Regions from separate parts of the Mus musculus genome. Here all the other regions are linked to region 1. A link is a contact called in ENCODE Hi-C or POLR2A ChIA-PET data. All regions are on one chromosome and are shown on one strand. Each heading gives the region's core, a stretch centred on a gene start or an enhancer-like site at or near the end of the contact. The rest is flanking DNA. Distances are from core to core; before and after follow the strand shown.

Region 1 (4,236 bases), core at 713-3,212:
GCTCAGCATCTTGCCACAGACATGACATGGCACCTTCTCCTCGTGTCGGACTGTGTGCGCTCGGAGGCGATCCTTCGTAGCAAAAGCTGCCTCACATTTCTGGGGGAGGGTGTGGGGTCACAGGAGAGTTAAAGCTTCGGGGAGTAGAGAGAAGGGAGCAAGATAAGGGGATCAGAGTCTCGGGGGTCTTTGATCTGTAGGAAATGGGCGTGAGATGACCAGGCCTTGAAGGAGAAATGTGAAAATGGAGTGAAGAGGCAAAAAGAGAGAGAAAAAGGGGGTCTGAGAGGCTGAACCCACACAGCTACAATGAGGATCAAAATCATGAAAACCAGGACAGGAGGAAGCTGGCTTCCTACCTCACATTTGAAGGGCCGCTCTGTTGAGTGCACTTGTCTGACGTGACTGTTGAGGTGATCCGGCCTAGGGATATGTTGAGGTGGGAGGGGGTGTGTGTTAGGGCTTAGGCTCCAAGGTAAGGTGTGCCTCAAATCTACCTAGGTTCCTCCAAAATGCCTCTGCAAAGGTCCCAGCGTTTCCCCCTCAGCTTCAGTCCTCAGGCAGGAAAGCCCTCAAACCAAGATTCCTCTTCTGCCCAGAGGCTGCTTTCCTTCAGCCCAGAGACCCACCTCTTCTAAAGTACCACCCCCTGTTCCTAGCAACTTCCCTCCTCCCTGGGAGTGGTTCCTGTCCCCAGGAACGGGAGCCGCCTCCCCACCAGCCAAAGACAGGCCACCTTGTTGCCCTCCCCCCCACCGGCCTAGTGGGCAGCGAGGCCCCTGCACACCGGGAGAAGCTCTTGCCACAGTGGGAGCAGTTGTAGGGCTTGTGCACAGCGCCGTCATGTGAGCGCACGTGGTAACTCATGCGGTCCTTGCGCTTGAAGCGCTGCTGGCACACAGGGCACTGGTAGGGCTTCTCGTCCGAATGCGACAGCTTATGTCGGTTCAGGTGGTAGACGTCGCGGAAGGCCTTGCCGCACATCTCGCAGGCGTGATTCTTCCGGATGCGCTTCCCAGAGGCAGTCGTGGTCACAACGCCACCGGCCGCCACCGCGGCTGTGCCGCCGCCAGCCCCGGCTTCTCCCCCACCCCCGCTGGCCCCGCTCAGCTGGGGGACACTCAAGAGGCTCAGGGGCACCATGGTGGGCATCTTCATAGCACCCGAAGGGACCCGGCCAGCCTTGGCTCCCGTGTGGATGGCTTCGTGCCTTCGGAGGTTGTAGCCGTTCTTGAACTCCTTGGCGCACAGGGCGCAAATGTAGGGCCCCTTGCTCTTTGTCTTCTTCTCCAAGACAGATGCAACTGGGGCCACGGCGACCGTCGAGGTTGGGGCGACGACAGCGGTGGCAGCCGCTGCTGCGATAGTGGCGGCCGCGGCGGGGGGCGCGGCCTCGGCGGCTGGTGCGGAGACGGCAGGGGGTGGCGGAGGAGGCGCCGGAGGCTGCTTCAGGGCCGCTGTGTCCACTGTGGAGGCGGCGGCAGGGGCCGGGGGTGCAGTAACCACTGCAGCGGCAGCCGCCGCAGCAGCCGCCGCCGCCGCGGCTGATTCCTGCGCGGCGGCGAGAACCGGGAGCAAGTCCACTTGGAGGGGCTCGGCCGCCGGGGCCTGGGGCGTGGGTGGGGGCGCCGGCGCGGCCTGCGGAGACAAGGCGCCGTGTGGGCCGCGGTCGCTGGTCGGCGCCTGCCCGCCCGGCCCGGCCCCTACTCACCTGGAATGGACTCTGGGCGCAGCCCTGGGAGGCAAAGAAGCGGGACTGGAGCTCAGCCCCGACCTGCAGGGGGTTCTGGGCGTGACCCTGAGGTGGCGGGAAGGAGTTCATGAGGCCGCCCACCCCCCGGGAGTCCAGGCCCAGCACGGGGAAGGGGGGGGCCAGCAGCGTGCAAGGGAACACGGGGAACATGGCCTCGGCCACAGTGGGGGCCCCCGGAGCTCAGCGGGAGCCGGGGGCACGGGCCGCGCGGGGCCCGGGCTCGGGGCGCCGCCCCCGGCCGGCCGGGTTGGGCCGAGCCGAACGCATGGCCCGAGGGCCGCCCCGCCGCCCGCGCACCCCGGCCGGCGGGAGGGAGGGAAGGAGGGCGTCTTGTGGGGCGCGGAGCGCGGCGGCGGCGGCGACGCCCCCTGGGTGGGGGCGAGAGGCCCCGCGGGGCCGAGGGCCGGGGCCGGGGGCGGGGGGCCCGGGCGGCGGCGGCGGCGGTGGTGGCGGCGGTTGGAGCCTGGCGGGGCGGGGTGGGGGGAGCGAGGGAGCAGCTTCGGCCCCCGCCGCGCGCGCGCGCCCAGCCGGCGCCTCGGGGAGGGCGGGGGAGGGCGCGAGGGAGGGAGGGGGACAGCTGCGCGCGCACCGGGCGCGCGGAGGGGGTGTGGGACAGGAGGGAGGGCGGGCAGGAGGGGGTGTGGGAGGGGGGGCAGGGGCGGGGGGGGCGGGGGTTGTTACCTGGAAGATGAAGCTGCTCCAGTTGCTGGGATCCATGGCGGAGGGAGGAGGGAGGTGGCTCGCGCTCACCCTGGGGCGGGAGGAGGCAGCTGTGGGGGAGGGGGACCCAAGGAGGAGGCGCGCAAGGAGGGAGGGGGGAGGAGGGTGGGGGAGCGGCGCACACTGCGCGCCGGAGGGCGGGCGGGGGGCGCGAGGACACACAAGAGGCTGGAGCGGGCGCGAGCGCGAGTGCGCGCGGGGCCAGCGGGAGGGGGAGGGACAGGAGGGACTCTAGAGGGCGGAGGGACTGGGGAGCCACCCAGCAGCCCCGGTCGCCCCGAGCGCGAGACCCCCAAGACGGTTGCTGATTGGCTGGCGATGGTGCAGGTGGTGGGCGCGCGGGAGACTAGGCGGCTTCTCTTCCCCCACTTGAACGATTCCACCCCCCACTTCCCTCCGCCAGCGGCCGTTATTTCGCGCGCACGCGCACATAACAGGGACGTCGTTGCTGAGCGGGAGAGTGGGGAGCGCGCCGAGGGAGTTACAGCGGGGCGGGGCTAGCTTGGAGCGCGTGCCCGCTTAACGGTCGGTCGCTGTGCTTAAGCTTTCGCGTCAGCTTTTTGATTCTTCTAGGCCACCGTCCCCTCCCCATTCCAGTGGTTTATTTACAATCTTGGCCTAGTTTGGGGGTTTCCCAAAGATGGCGCCTACATGGGTGTCCTGCAGAGCTTGATCCTGACCCCCAGGGTAGTTATGGACTCTGACCCCAGCCCTGTCATCCTCAAAAACCAGGCTCAACCATGGAATAAAAACTGTATTTACACAACACGTCACTATACAAGGATTTTTAAAAGAAGGTAGTGTCAAGAGGGACCGCTGTGCTGGCTGGCGGCCAAGCTCAAGAGATTCGCCTGTAAAGAAGAGGAACGTGCGTTAGCATAGCAGCCTAAGGTGGGCTGCGGTGGGGGAACACCATGCAGAAAGGGCAAAGGTGGCCTTACCTTCAGGAAAGACTCCACCTGCTTCCCAGAGATGCCTTCCACCTGTTCCAAGTCCTCCACCTAGTGGGACAGCAACACTAGGAAGGGAGTGGACACAGCACGGGGACCCCCCCACTGCACCTGTCCCCAGGGTTGTTACCTCACTGAAGGGGCCGTGGAGCTCCCTCCAGCCCACGATGAGCTGGGCTTTCTTCTGGCCAATGCGCTGCAGGCTGCGCAGTTCCCGAGCTGAGCCTTCATTCAGCAGATCCAATAATTTTTTGCGCCCATGTGCCAGTAACTCTGGGCTAATCTGTACCTCCCAGTAGTCCTCATCCTTTTCCACAGCTTCTGACTCAGGGGATGGCTCCAGCTATGAGGTAACAGAAATGCCAGTAAAGGCAGTGGGTGACTGCCATGACGAGGCACAGTCCATCTCTCTGCGGCCTCTCCCCTCTGGTCACTAATTTTGTTGTGCTTCTTTAATTGCTAGCTCCTTTCTCAGTTGCTGTGAAGAGTCAGTGAGTGACTGAGCGCACACATCAATCCTGATTAGGAAGAAGTGTAATTCAGTGGTAGAGCGCTTGCCTTCCATGCTTGAGGGCTGGGGTTCAATTTCCAGTACAGGGGGGAAAAGGGAAACCAAACAAAAAACCCATGCGGGGGAAACTGCATCATGCCATTACAATGGGGACAGTTCTACTAATGTTTTGTGTGGAGAAAATTATATTTTTCATTTTATGTGAGAGATTCTTAAATACTTGTCCATTTCCTAAATAGGCTCTACAGTTCTTAGAGGGCAGGGGCCACATTAGATCCAGTCAGCAGCCAATCCAAACACAA
Region 2 (4,236 bases), core at 922-3,421, 230 kb after region 1:
AACCTCAGGTCTCAGAGCAACATTTGGCTTTCTCTTCATAGCTTAAGAAAGTGCTTGCTTGAAAACTTTGAAGGGTCTGATCCTGGCCAAGCTGTCCCTGTCCTGGCTTCTGCTTATATTTGCCAAATGGCTGCTCCAGTTTCCTTCTGCAATTCCCTGTGAGATCTCTTCAGTCTCTAGACATTTATACACCAAAAACCTCTCATCGCCAGCCCTGGCTCCTTCCTGCGTTCCATACAGCCCCAAACAGCAGATCATCTCCTCTTCCCCCATCCTCTTCCTCCTCCTTCTCCTCAAAAAAGATTTTTTTATCATGCATGCATGATTTTTTTATTTGCCTGCATGTAGGCCTGCAGGCCAGAAGAGGGCAGCAGATGTCATTATAGATGGTATGAACCACCATGTGGCTGCTTAGAATTGAACTCAGGACCTCTGGAAGGGCAGTGCTCTTAACCTCAGCCATCTCTCCAGCCCCAGATCTTTCTTCTTACCTGGTTCCCCTCTGTACATGGCAACCCTCATCTGTGCAGTTCTGAACTTAAACATCTTAGTTACTTGGACCCAGGCATGGTGTCCCACACCTTTAATCCGAGGAGGAGAGGCAGAAGAAGCAAGCAGGACTAACCCATAGTCATTTTGAATCTCCATACCTCAAAGCCAGTTTGTTGCCATCTCTTATCTCAACCTGTAAAGTGGAGAGAGAAACCAACATCTCACTGGCTCTACTTTCTACTTGCTTCCTGGGCTTAGGCCAAGTCAGATGAGTGCAGTAGCCTCCTCACGAGGCTCCTGGTTCTGTCTTCTCCTTCATTCGGGTTCCCAAAGAGTGTGACCGTCACTTTCCTGATCAAAATTCTCAGAAATCCCTCAGTGATTCTCCATCTCATTTACACTACAGGTCCTTAAATAAGAAACCCTCGTGTTTCCTTCCTCCTGATAACTATTACAACCAAGGGTCTTCCCAGCCTTATGTGTGTCTGCAGCACTCCAGCAATTAACCCATTGCTCTTGTAGGTGGGACTCCTCCCCGGATTCAGTCCTCACAGGTCTGAGGAAATTAGGAGGCAAGCTGTCACTGCTACATTACCAGCACTCGGGTTTCGAAACAGGGGCTCCTTATGTTTTTTTTTGGTTTTTTGTTTTTGTTTTGTTTTGGTTTTTGAAGACAGGGTTTCTCAGTGCAGCCCTGGCTGTCCTGGAACTCACTCTGTAGACCAGGCTGGCCTCGAACTCAGAAATTCAACCGGCCTCTGCCTCCCAAGTGCTGGGAGGGATTTAAGGCGTGTGCCAGCTTGGCCTGGACCTCTTGATCTTCCTGTCTCATCTCTACAATGTCAGACACCTGGCACTTTTTATCTAATGCCAAATCCCCAGTGTCTCTTAACTCTATAACCTAGATCGTGCCCAATAAATTTTGTGAACACAGGTAACTATAATGTCACCTGGTGTTGTGATGTATTAAGTCATTTAAGGAATTGAGGCGCAAAGAGTGTGCAGTGTTCGAGAGACCGAGGTTTCCGCTGGGGCCTTAGGGTTGACCTGTTCTCCCTTTCCCTGCAGGTTGCCAGCCAGATGCCAGCGCCATCGGCCGACCCGGCGCGCCCCCACGCGTGCCCGGACTGCGGCCGCGCCTTTGCGCGCCGCTCCACACTAGCCAAACATGCGCGCACGCACACGGGCGAGCGTCCCTTTGCGTGCACGGAATGCGGCCGGTGCTTCTCGCAGAAGTCGGCGCTGACCAAGCACGGCCGCACGCATACGGGCGAGCGACCCTACCAATGCCCGGAATGCGACAAGCGCTTCTCCGCCGCCTCGAACCTGCGGCAGCACCGGCGGCGTCACACCGGAGAGAAGCCGTACGCATGCGCACACTGTGGGCGGCGCTTTGCGCAGAGCTCCAATTACGCGCAGCATCTGCGCGTGCACACGGGCGAGAAGCCTTACGCGTGCCCGGACTGCGGACGAGCCTTCGGCGGAAGTTCGTGCCTGGCGCGCCACCGACGCACGCACACGGGCGAGCGCCCGTACGCATGCGCCGACTGCGGCACGCGCTTCGCTCAGAGCTCGGCGCTGGCCAAGCACCGGCGCGTGCACACGGGCGAGAAGCCGCACCGCTGCGCCGTGTGCGGCCGGCGCTTCGGCCACCGTTCCAACCTGGCGGAGCATGCGCGCACGCATACGGGCGAGCGGCCCTACCCGTGCACGGAGTGCGGCCGGCGCTTCCGCCTCAGCTCACACTTCATCCGCCACCGTCGCGCGCACATGCGGCGCCGCCTCTACATCTGCGCGGGCTGCGGCCGAGACTTCAAGCTACCCGCCAGTGCCACAGCCGCCACGCCCACCGAGCGCTGCCCGGAGTGCGAGGGCAGCTGAGCCACGGCGGGGCAGCGAGGGGCACTTGGGACTGGCACCTGAATTGTTCCTTCCATGCCTGCACCTGGGTCGGGGTGCTCTGGGACTGGGAGATAGGGAATGCCATACCGGGGTCCCTAGAACCATGCCTCGTCCCCGACTACATTCCCTTGGCCCTTCTGAGTGAATAAAGTATTCTATCCTCACCTCACGATGCCTGTAAGTGAGGTGGGTGGGAAGGGGAACATTAGGTACGGAACCAAATGGGGCAATAAACTAGCCTGGGATTGGGAGACACACACCAGGCTGGCTATGCCTCAGTCTCAGTTCTGAAAAGAGCCATAAACAAGACATGTGCTTGGCTAGATGATTGTGTTTTGCAGTCTTTGAGGGTCGGTATGGCAAAGGTGAGAAATGGGGCCCTGTAAATAGATTTAAGTACTTATGTAAATATATTAGCGCCCTCTCCCCATTTAATTAACCCTAAGCCGACTCACTATACACACCTGGCTTCAACTGGGGATCCTCTGAATCCTGAGGTTACAAACATGCACCACCATAGCTAGCTCCAAACCTCATTTTATCTCCACTTTTGCAGACAGCTAGTGAACGGTACAGCAGGAACTGTGCCATTTGTCAAGGAAACTGATGACCACAGGATTAAAACCAAAACCCTTGCAGAGGATCAGGGCTTCATCCCAAGCACCCACATGGCTTAACAGCCATCCATAACTCCAGTCCTAGGGGACCCAAAGCCCTGACGTCTGACATGGTACACAGACACACACTGGCAAAACATACACATAAAAGGTAGTTTTGGTTTGTAGCGCAAGCTGTCCTTAAAACCTATTTTTTGGGGGGATTCATTTTTTGAAACAGGGTTTGTCTGTATATATATCCCTGGCTGTCCTGGAACTCACTCTGTAGACCAGGCTAGCCTCGAACTTAGAAATCCACCTGCCTCTGCCTCCCAAGTGCTGGGATGAAAGGCGTGTGCCACCACTGCCAGGCTGTCCTCAAACTTATGTCCTTTTGTCTCAGTCTCTTTAATGCTGAGGTTACAGGTGTGCAATGCAACACCGTGCCCCAAAGTGATTTAAATATCATTAGGGGATGGGATGGGGGACAGTGAGCCATGGCATGTGTGGAGGTCACAGGGCAACTTGCAATAATTGGTTTTCTCCCTCTGCCATGTGGATCTCTGGGATAGTTTGGGTCACTGGACATTGGCCTTGATGAGCCATCTCGTAAGCCTGGAAGTACTATTTGTGTTTTTAAAGTGTGTAGATTTGTGCATACTTGAATGCACGTGCTAGTCAAACCAGGAAGATGGAGTGAGATTTGGACCTAGTAGTGTTAAGACATCTGTAAGCTGCCTGATGAGGGCATTGGCAACAAGACTTTTCAGTCCTCTGCAAGAGCCTCAAGTACTAAGTATAGTCGCGCATGCCTTTAATCTCAGCACTTGGGAGGCACAGGCAGATGCATCTCTGTGAGTCCAAGGCCAGCCTGGTCTACACAGCAAGTTCCAGGTCAGCCAACAATACATAGGGACCTTATCTCAACAGACAGACAAAAAAAAAAAAAAAGAAAAAAAAAAAAAAAGACAGCAAGTACACATATCTGCTGAGCACTCTCCAGTTCCAGAAGCCATGTTTTAAGATTTGTCTAGGTGAAGGAAAAGGAGCTGGAGCTCCAGAGACAAGGCAGGGTACAGATGTGATTTAAGTGTCACCATATTCACAGTGGGGTGGAAATGTAAAACTCAGCCTTTAAAAAAAAGATTTAGTGTATGAGTGCTCTATCTACATTTACACCTGTGTGTCAGGAGAGGTTGTGAGCCACCATGTGGGTGCTGGGATTTGAACTCAGGATCTCAGGGGA
Region 3 (4,236 bases), core at 722-3,221, 230 kb before region 1:
CTTTCTCCAGATCCACCTCTAATCTTACCCCCCCCCCAGAGTCTGCCCTCTTACCTTAATGCCCACAACACCACCCTTGGACTTGATAACTTGGGGGAAGGGACGTCCATCATCTGCCTTCTGGTACAGTGTCTCGTGGAAGAGGATCACCCCCCCAATGCAGGGATTCACACGGTCGTCTGCAGTCAGCAGCAGCTGGCGGTAGAAGCGCCTGTTCTCCTCGGTGTTCTCGGTGCCAATGGACTGCAGGCGCTTGGCAATGCTTCCTGAAGGGAGGAGGGTCATGTGGGGAGATAAGGGGATCAGCCTGCTAGCTCCAACCTTGGGTCCCTCCTCCCCCTTTCTTCTGCCTGTACCGCACCGGTGGACTCATCTGCAGCCAGGATGCCCTTGCCCGGAGCCACAATGCGGTGAGCGATGTCAGACAGCTCCTTCTTCTGCTCCGGGGTCAGTGCTGGGTATGGGTGGGGCATGGTGCCGGTGGCAGTGCTTTCCTGGGTGAGGGAGGCAGACAGAGACCAGCGCTTAGTTGGACCATCCCATGGTCTCCCCGGTAACAAAGCTTCCCTGGAGGCCAGGGCACTAGCCCCCACCTCCCCTGCCCCACTCCCTGAGGGTCCTGGGATACTTCCTGTCCCAGAGCTCTCCCCTACTCCCGACTTCCCTATACTAGACCTGCCTCTTCCTGTACCTTTCCTAACTCTGTCTGTTGCTGGGTGTTGCCCAGCTCAGAGTGGGGTTGCTCACTGGCAACTGGGGGAAAGGAAAAAGCCAGAGCCAGGGACAGGCGGGTCATGTTGAAGCTGGACCCATCTGGCCTGCGCGTTGCCATGGGTCACCTTGCCTAGAAACAAAATTGAACCGGGAATATTTTAGAATTTAAGGATCACGAATAGGGCAGAGAGCCTAATACCCTCATCTGAAAGAGCCCAAGAAAGAAATGATCTGTGCTCAAAGCCACATAGCAACCCAAAGGCGAGAGTTAAGAGAGAACCAAGATTTCCCGACTGAGGTGGGGGGGCCCCTTCTAATCCACCCAGGGCCGGCCCAGGCTTCAAGGACACCCCAAGGTCAGGCTTCTCTCTTCGTGATGGTTGCGGGGGAGGAGCTCGAGGAAAAGGATTAATTATTAGGAAAAACACAGGGCCATCAGAAGCACAGAAAAGGGGCTATGGAGCCCAGGTAGAACGAAACCTTTGCCTCCATACTGTTAGAAGGGGAGGGAAAGGATGTACGAGGCACGTGCACTTCTACGCTACAGCGGTTCCAGACTCAGAATCAAGGTCACAGATAAGGAAAGATAGTAAAGTGTTAATGGGCAACAGAGTACTGCAGCTGAGGAGTTTAGCCTTCTCTCCTGGGGCTCCCCCGAAAGGAAACCAATTTCCTCCACCCCATCGCGTAAATCCTGAGACGGTGTAAGAGCCGATCGCCCCCGTCTCCCCATCGCTTCTTGAGATCTCTTGAATAGGAAATGGGACCCTGATGCTTTGCATAGCGGAGAGTTTTTGCAAAAATAAAGAGGGGTCTGTTTTTCCACCTCATCTTGCTTCCTCCCCCGGCATGACTCAGCGCGCTGAGTTGCTGCGTGGCGCAGCGAACCGCCAGGGCGCAGGCCGGAGAACCCGGGCTGGGGGCAAGCGTGGGGGTAGAAAAAGGAGAAGTGAGGGGCCGTGGGGAAGACGGCTCTGCACTGCCCGCCACCGGCCCAAGATCCTAACCCCATAGACCCTTCCCCGAGCACGTGTCAAATGGCGCTCACCTGGCACAGGACGGGGTGGGTCTGCCTGGTACGCCGGTGGGTAGGCGAAAGGACTAAGGAGCGAACGCGGCTAGGGTCACCAGAACCTCGTTCTGCTGCGCGTTCCAAGAGAACGCAGCCTATTCAGCTGGGTTGGGGGGGACGGGAGGCGGGGCCCCGGACATTTAAAGGCGCCGCTCCGCCCTCTGCAGGTTTTTTCCCTTGCAGGGACGGGAACCGTCCAATTGAAGGTGGGCACTGTGCGCAGCACCGCCCCAAGATGCTCCGATAGGAGGCGGCACTGGGGAGGAGACAAGCGGCTAGAACACGATCCCTCCTCCGCCCCGCTAGGACGTGACTCGAGCCACATCCCGCAGGTCACCAGGCCCCCCCCCCCAACACCCCCCCCCCCAACCCCTGCCTGGCGCGCGCGCGAACATCGTGACTCAGCCGGAATGTGGGTTGGCGAAGAGTAGGGAGGGGGTCAGAGTGAGATGGTGGCTGGCCTCTCCTCCAAGACCCCTGGCTTCCGGCTGTGTAGTTGCAGCCTGACGTCACTGCTAAGAACGCAGAGCTTCGGAGCCTCCCTGCCTGCCTGCTTCGTCGCTTGACTAAAATGCAGGGCGCGTTCCATCTCTCCCTGGCCAGAGCACGGCGCAGCTGACATGGTACGCAGGCAAAACCTCCCAGAACTAGTGTGCCGGCCACATCGGAACTGAGTGGCGTATCCAGGCCTGGCGTTGCCTAGCAGATTGGCGGGAGGCACCACCCGCGAGCTAAACACACCCAGTTTGAGGAAATGACCGACAAGGACTGGCCCAAGCCAGACAGGTCTTTCCCGAACCTGATTTCCTTCTCCAAAATAAAAAAATCCGTCTCGGAGCTCTCTTGTCACCCTGTAACTCTCAGAGCACTCAGTTTCCTCAGGTCCCAATCCGCAACCCCCATTCCCATCCTGCAATCCGGATAGCGGCCCACCTGTGGCGCAGTGACAGAAGCCGCAGAGCCCGGTCAGCAGAGAGTGAGCCCGGCAGTCCAGGGCTGGGTTTTAAGGCAGCTCCTACTCCCCACCCCTCCCCTACACACCCCCGCACCAGTGTCCCAGACCTTCTCGGTAACCCCTGCCCTTTCCCCACCACGAATCCCGCGGCCGGGACCTATATTTAGGGAAACCTGAGGCTCCTGACATTCATCCCTGCGTGGGGGGTGAAGAAGAGGCAGCTTTGGTTTGCCTTGAGAGGAGGAGGTGCCACTGCTCACTCACCGGTCTTTAGAGGAACCTCTTCCTTGGAAATACAGTGAAATTAGTCAAGAAATCAGTCTCAGGTCCAGGATCTGTAAGGCAGAACAAGAAGGGAAAACATCTAGATATTGCCTCCCACTGCCTCCTCTGGTTCCCTCCTCCCTTGACTCTGGTGCCTGCTGGTGGTTGTACTTTTTTTTTTTTTCCAAAGGAGAGCAGATGCAGGCAGGATACTCACCTCTTAAAATAACCAGGAGTCTAAAGGCAGGGTGTGGCTGGCCATCCCTTTATCCTGATAGTCCAGGTTGGCAGAAACCTCCCACACTGTTGCCTGGGTGAGCAATGTCCTGCATCCTCACCCTCACATACAATAGTTTATCAGGGAAGGGAGAGGAAGAAAGGCAGGGGCACTGGCCAGAGCATCAGGCCCTTTTCAGCGGTCCAAGGGCTCTCAGAATCCTGCCTTTCAGAGAACTCAAGGTTCCCAGGTAATTAGGCTGGGCCTGCCATCCATAGCTCCAGTGCAGTAGCTCCAGTAATGATGTCCTGAGGATCATAGAGGGGGCCCTGGGGACTGGCCACTCCCCAAAGAACAACGTCCCCAGCCCCATCTTTCATCTGAGCTTGATCTCGAAACAGAGGCAGTTGAGGCTCTGGCAGTCTGGGAGCTGGCAGGCACAGGCACAGTCACACAGTGGGCAGCAGCCAGGGCATCGAGGGGCCCAACCCTAAAGGAGAAGAGAGAGGTGGGTAAGCAGAGGGGCTGAGGAGCACCCACCCACCAGCCCAGTGGGACGGAGAGACAAAGCACTGGAAAGGAAGCACCCTCCATGCTGAACAGCAGCAGTGATAAAGTATCTGTCCCACTGGGTCCTGTGTGTGTGCGCGCGCGCGTGCGCGCGCGCGCGCGTGTGTGTATGCGCACATAGTAGGTATACTATACTCTCAAAGCCCTATGCAACCTAGAGGAAGTCAGGACCAGAAACATGTTTCAATCCTCATGAAGATAATTTCTGGGCTTTGGACTTTCTTGCTGGCATGAAACCAAACTATAATATCTCCTCCTAACGTTCCTCGTGAGACAGGCTCTCCCTCTACAGCTCAGACTAGTCAAGAGCCATGAAACCCAAGCTGGCCTCAAAAAAAATGACAATCCTTACTTCAACCTACTAAGTACTGGGGTTCCTCTTGTCCTGTTTTGAGACAGGGTTTCACTGTATGGCCTGGCTATCATGGAATTTACTCACTTCCT

What was found. Hi-C counts contacts between places; a loop is a spot of excess contacts on that map. ChIA-PET counts read pairs that join two places held with the same protein, here RNA polymerase II (POLR2A).
Region 2: POLR2A ChIA-PET joins it to region 1 with 17 read pairs in Patski. The contact joins the enhancer-like site here to the promoter of Maz in region 1. POLR2A ChIA-PET finds 5 or more read pairs at or near these places in 2 of 5 experiments (Patski and embryonic stem cell).
Region 3: a map of left cerebral cortex shows a loop between it and region 1 (7-fold over the local background). The contact joins the promoter of Aldoa here to the promoter of Maz in region 1. A Hi-C loop is called at or near these places in 3 of 37 maps with a recorded cell type or tissue (heart and left cerebral cortex). POLR2A ChIA-PET finds 5 or more read pairs at or near these places in 4 of 5 experiments (Patski and embryonic stem cell).

The regions. Positions count from the first base shown.
Region 1 is chr7:127,024,517-127,028,752 of GRCm38, forward strand. Maz (MYC-associated zinc finger protein (purine-binding transcription factor)) reads right to left here and starts at 1,963. Exons shown (of 5, transcript NM_010772.1): 1 at 1,712-1,963; 2 at 788-1,638; 3 at 360-423; 4 at 1-99. The coding sequence starts at 1,903. Kif22 (kinesin family member 22) reads right to left here. Exons shown (of 14, transcript NM_145588.1): 12 at 3,554-3,766; 13 at 3,415-3,474; 14 at 3,215-3,324. The coding sequence ends at 3,277.
Region 2 is chr7:127,252,245-127,256,480 of GRCm38, forward strand. Zfp771 (zinc finger protein 771) reads left to right here. Exons shown (of 3, transcript NM_177362.4): 3 at 1,561-2,628. The coding sequence ends at 2,373. Among named protein-coding and RNA genes, the nearest start is that of Dctpp1, 6.3 kb to the right of the region's middle. Within about 2 kb of position 2,172, at least 1 of the 3 ENCODE cell types and tissues checked has a DNase peak (open chromatin) inside an H3K27ac peak, as active enhancers do.
Region 3 is chr7:126,797,283-126,801,518 of GRCm38, forward strand. It overlaps Aldoa (aldolase A, fructose-bisphosphate), which reads right to left and starts at 1,972. Exons shown (of 9, transcript NM_007438.4): 1 at 1,763-1,972; 2 at 362-494; 3 at 55-266. The coding sequence starts at 473.